Regions from separate parts of the Mus musculus genome. Here region 2 is linked to region 1. The links are chromatin contacts, found by Hi-C or POLR2A ChIA-PET in ENCODE. All regions are on one chromosome and are shown on one strand. The core of a region is the stretch at or near the end of the contact, and the rest is flanking DNA. Distances in the headings are between cores, read along the strand shown.

The links. A loop is a pair of places that touch in the nucleus more often than their neighbours do. ChIA-PET counts read pairs that join two places held with the same protein, here RNA polymerase II (POLR2A).
Region 2: a map of heart shows a loop between it and region 1 (2.6-fold over the local background). The contact joins the promoter of Dtx3l here to the promoter of Kpna1 in region 1. A Hi-C loop is called at or near these places in 4 of 37 maps with a recorded cell type or tissue (T-helper 1 cell, heart and regulatory T cell). POLR2A ChIA-PET finds 5 or more read pairs at or near these places in 3 of 5 experiments (Patski and embryonic stem cell).

What each region holds. Positions count from the first base shown.
Region 1 is chr16:35,982,038-35,984,849 of GRCm38, reverse strand. It overlaps Kpna1 (karyopherin (importin) alpha 1), which reads right to left and starts at 1,487. Exons shown (of 14, transcript NM_008465.5): 1 at 1,342-1,487. Gm15564 (a long non-coding RNA gene) reads left to right here and starts at 1,521. Exons shown (of 2, transcript XR_001781900.2): 1 at 1,521-1,798.
Region 2 is chr16:35,937,605-35,940,304 of GRCm38, reverse strand. Dtx3l (deltex 3-like, E3 ubiquitin ligase) reads left to right here and starts at 1,278. Exons shown (of 5, transcript NM_001013371.2): 1 at 1,278-1,611. The coding sequence starts at 1,428. Parp9 (poly (ADP-ribose) polymerase family, member 9) reads right to left here and starts at 1,835. Exons shown (of 11, transcript NM_030253.3): 1 at 1,245-1,835.

The sequences.
Region 1 (2,812 bases), core at 238-2,737:
GAGGCTGAGGCAGGAGTGTTTTGAGTTCAAGACAACCAATGTAATGCTAGGCCAGCCATGACTAAATAGTGAGACTTGTCTCAAAAACAAAGAAAAGGCAACCTACAGGCAAGAAGGTTGGGACTAGTTAGTACCTACTTTGATATCTAGACTGATGGAAATTTTGAACTGACTGTGTAGTTTCTGTGTGACTCTGAAATCCTGCCACCCCGAAGGCCAGGGCAGGATAAGAAGCTCAAAGCCAGCCTACCAAACAAAACCCAACCTCAAAAAAAAACAGGCTGGGCAGTGGTGGCGCACGCCTTTAATCCCAGCACTTGGGAGGCAGAGGCAGGTGAATTTCTGAGTTCCAAGACAGCCTGGTCTACAGAGTGAGTTCCAGGACAGCCTGGTCTACAGAGTGAGTTCCAGGACAGCCAGGGCTACACAGAGAAACCCTGTCTCGAAAAAAAACAAAAACAAAAACACAAAAAAAAGAGGAGGAGGAGGAGGAGGAGGAAGGAGGTGTTTGACGGAACTCTTTTAAGAGGGAAAAGGCCAGACAATAGTGTTTAATATCTCAAAAGCATTTCTCGGTGGCTGATTCCTATAGTAATTTACCAAGCCGAAGTTTAAGCCTTAAAATCAATTCATGTGAAACTTTTCATTGAAAAGTGGTTTGGAAGCAGCTGCATTCAACCCACACATTCTTTCTTGCCGATGTCCCTGATCCCAGTCACCCTCCAGTTTTCTGCTCCCAATGCGAGCCTCAGCTAAGGCTTGGCGGTTTCCCTCGCATCGCCGGCTCACACAGCCGACCAACTTGTCATTGCTATAATTACCACACCCCCGTCAGCAGCTCCAGGCCCGCGTAGTTATGACATCTGTAAACTGCAAGCCTCCCGTCTCCACCCCCACCTCCCTCCAAACACCGGCCCCGGTGGTAACCTGCCAACTCCCCGATCGGCCCCGCACGCCTCGGCCTCAGCCACCGCACTCCGCGCCGCCCGCCCCCGCCCTCAAGCTAGCGCGGCGCGCAGACTCCGCGCCGCCGCCCGGCGCCCCGCAGTCCCCGACGCCGCTTCCACCGCCGCGCCGCGCCGCGCCGCCCCGCCCCGACCGGCGTTCCTCACGGCGAGCACCAGCGTTCCCCACCCCCACCCCGCTCCGCCGCCGCGCGGCCGTTAGGACCGCCGGGCCCGTGACGCACCGGAGCGACGCGAGGGTCCGGTCCCCGGCGCGCCCGAGCCAGCTCCGGCTTCCGCCCGCGTCCGCCTTCGCCCCGGGGCCTCCCTCGGGTCCGCGGAGGGGGACCCAGAGCCGCCCGCCGAGGGGGAGGGGCCGCGAGGTGCCCCCACTCACCGGCTCCAGGCGACCGGTCCCGGTGCCACTACGAAGAGGGAGACGCTCGCTCTTGGCCCGCCCGCTGCGCCTCTTCTGCGCACAACCTTGACCAGCCGGCGCGCACCACGGCGGCGCTCACCAGGCCTCGCTCTCCGCTGCCGCTCACAGAGCCGCGAGACCCAGCTCAGCCGGCGTGCGCACTGCGCCTGCGTGCGGGGGCCGGCCGGCGCGCCTGCGTGCGCTTCTCCGCCGCCTGCCGCAGGGGCTGCCGGGAAGCGGAGTCTCCGAGCGTGGACGCCCTAGGCTAGCGGCGGCCAGGGAAAAGGCGGCGGCCAGGGCGTGGGTCTCTGCGGACCAGGTTGGCAGTCAGTAAAAGCGCAGACATATAGAAGTTATGGAAACAAACTTGTCCTTACTAAGCTCTTCCAGAATGGACGGATTCCCCCTCACATCAATATAGCTTCCCTCTCACATGGTAGGTACCTCACAGCCGAGCATGCTTATTGGATGAATGATGGCATGGTTGGAGGCTGAGGGAGTATTACAAAATACGTCAGTGTCTCACGTTCAAAGAATTCACATGCAACCCGTTTGCAGGAACTTTCTGGGTATTCTCTTCAGTTCTCACCCATCTTACCCGGTAATTTATTAGTATCATATAACATTAAATCGCTTTTTGAGCCTAGCATGACGGTAACGCACGCCTGTATTTTCAGCTCTAGGAAGTCTGAGGCAGGAGAATGGCGAATTCTAGACCAGCATTACTACGTAGAAAGACCCCTATCTCAAAAACGGCAATTTCCAGCGAAAATATTTGCGTTGCTATGAGAAGGCACGCTAAAACAAAATATTTAGGGAAATGACTTAACCGTTACATGATAGAATTTTTTTTTCTTTCTGGGGAGTAGAGCGGTGGCTTCAAAGGAACACTTTAAGACAGCAAGTAGAGGTCACAGGAAAATCACAACCACAGGACACGGTTTAACAAGTCAGTTTAAAAGGAATACTGAGGAGCACCGGACATGAATCTGTAGAACCCCCGAAGGGAGACCCTCACTCAAGTCTCAGGGATCGCGAGCCCAGAAAGCCACAGTCACGCTTGCTGCAAACACACGAGGTTTTTAATGGCACACAAACCAGCATGCTGAGGTCGAGACCCATACACCACGCAGGGGTAGAGGAGTCTGACCCCAACCCTATTTTCCAGCAGGTTTATAAAGGTAAAAACCAGAACCTAGGGGGAGGATGGGAGAGGAAACAGGGGAAGTCTAGGGGCGGATATTTACTTCAAGGCACCTGGGACATTGAAACATTTTGTGGTTGTTTTTCCCAAGAGTTCCAGGGAATTAGGCCATCTGGCCGGGGGCGGGGGCCCATGTTCTCAGGGCAGTCATTATTTTATTTTTTTACTCTTCATTTCCCCACTTCTTCTTGTGAGTAGCTCTAATCTTAGAGCGACCCCTCTTCTTCTTTCGGCAAAGTCAGGTAC
Region 2 (2,700 bases), core at 29-2,528, 44 kb after region 1:
CCGGGCGTGTGAAGACTGAGGAAACTGCTTGAACCTGCACGGGCTGTGTTCTGAATCTGTGATAAACAACTCTGACCTAAGGATGTCTGGATAAAAATCTGAAGCTCTGGGAAATCGCACTTTCTCATGATTTTAACCTAGTAGCCTAAAAACTAAAATTATGAAATGTTAGACTCATGACTAACACTTACAATAGTCTCTGGGATGATCTGTAATGTCTTTGCAGTAGAAAAACACTGTACAACACGAGAGCACAGCTGGCCATGCCCATCCAGGAGTCACTCGAATACTAACCCCAAACTGGCCGGACAGGATCCGGGGAGCCTGCAGAGGGCAGTATTGCTTTCACACAAGAAAGACCTCTAAGGTTCCTTGGAGGCTGCAGCTGAGAGGTTGCTTTGGGGTGCACTTGTCTGTCTTGAGGCAAGCAGGCCAAAAGCAAAACTTCCTTTTTCCTTGTCCTTTTATATAGGCTGCTACCAGGACGCGTGACCCAGATTTAGGGCGGGTCTTCCAGTCTCAAAAGACCCAATCAAGAAAATCGCTCACAAGCACTACCCAGCTAGCTGGGGTTTTAGCTGATTCCAGACGCAGTCAAAATGACAACCAAGATTAACCATCACCTATGAGCTAAACTATGGTGTTAACCTTTAGAATTAACACACATAATCCCCACTTTATTTCTGTTGACGCTATAGATCTTACAGACCCTTCCTCTTCCTCTCCCTGGCCTGGAACCCAGCCCTCTGGACTTTAGGCTACTGCTGTCCCAGCCTAGAATACTTTCCTCCCCTCCCCCAACCCCTTAAGATACCTCTTGAAACCTGCTCTTTGGCTTTTGCTTTGTTCACAGGTACTGACTGCTTCTGTGCTCAGTTCCTCGTTACCTCCCTCTCTAGGGACTCAGGGAAGCAAGCCGATCTGTGCTATTCGCTAACTTAAGGCCCTCGAGCAGAAAATCCCTAAGGTGCCCAGCTAACAGGAAAAGTACAGGTCACCAAGCAGGTAAACTCTCTCCACTTGAAATCAGAACCGCATCTCAGTAAATACTAGTTACAACAATCATTTCAAAAAGTACAAACAGGTGAAACTCTTTACCCCTCTATTCCGCTCCACCCTTGAGAGGCCTGAACCTGGGATCCGGGTTCCCGCCAAACTTCCGATCCTGCAAGAATAGAAGGGCGACCTGCCACCGTAGGGAAACTTCCTCTGAGCGCCCACCGCCGAGCGTGCGAACTACTCACCGGGTGATGGCTCTGAGAGATGGCAGAGCAAGACAGGCGGCGGCTCTGCGGAGAACAAGGAGGGACCTTCTGGGGAATCGAAACTGAAACTTTGCCTCTCGGGTCTTTAGGGCAGGGCTCGCCTTTGCTCTTCCCTGTCTGTGCAGCGCCCCTGAGCCCCAAACGAGCCAGACGCGGATAGCCATGGCTTCCAGTCCCGACCCGCCGTCCCCGCTACTCGTACGGCTGCGGGAGTCCATCCCCAAGGCGCACAGGAAGCTCGAGATATACTTCCAGAGCCGGGCCTCGGGAGGTGGGGAGTGCTCTGTCCAGCCCGTGGGCCCCAGCGCCCCGGACACCTACGAGGTGAAGTTCCTAAAAAAAGCAGGTGAGCCGGGGCAGGGGAAACAGGGCAAGGCTCGGGTGCAAGGGTAGAACCAGCAGGTTTCCAAACCGATCCCTGCATGCTTCCGACGAGAGCCCACGCGAGTGTGGCTCTCTGTCTGTGGGAGAGTGCGGTCCACAGACTCCCTCCATCCCACAGTGGCGGAGAGAGCCTCGTATGAGTCCAGCCGCTGATGAGGTCGCGGTTCGACTCCATCTGAGAATTTCCCAGCAGACCCAGTTGAGAGAAGAAACAAAGTGTGGGGGTTGGGATTGAGGAGGAAATCCAGAACCTTGTGCACGCTAGGCAAGTGCTCCACCACCGATCTCGACTCCAAGCCATTTTAATGTTGTAAATAAAGATTCCGTTGACTTATTTTTAAGGACTACAAAAGTAATATATGACTTTAAAGAGGAAAGTCAAAGAAAAATTATCTGAAGATAGTTTGGTGGGGTTTGGTTTGGTTTTGGTTTTGGTTTTTGGTGTGTGTGTGTGTGTGTGTGTGTGTGTGTGTGTGTGTGTGTGTGTGTTTGGTTGATTTTAGAGACAGGGTTATTCCTTGTATCCTTGTCTGTCCTGGAACTAGCTCCATAGGCTGACCTCAAACTCGCAGAGATCCTCCTTCCTCTACTGGGATTAAAGGCAGGTGGTGCCACACTAATGTCCTCAATGGGGGCATTTTCATGCATTCTTTTCTGAGAGTCAGCAAATGAATATACATTCTAAACTTTTTGATCTTGTTTCTTTTGGGGGGCCGGGGGTTTCACCATTTAACTATACAATAACCATTATTCAATGTCATTGAAATGAGAGATTCAAAACCATTACAAAACATAGGTTTCCCCACCACCACCCCTTTGAGACAGGATCTTGCCATGTGCCATTGGTTGGCCTTGAACTCATAATACCCCTACCCCTACCACTACCATTTAAGTGCTAGATTGTGAGTGTGTACCAGCATGCCCAGACTAGAAATGTGATTTCTAATAACCAAATTATATTCCTATGCTAAAACTTAAGCTCCCTTCTTTAGAGTTCTGATTAGCTTCTCCTATCACCAGCCTGCTATTCCAGAATGCCAGAAATAACTGT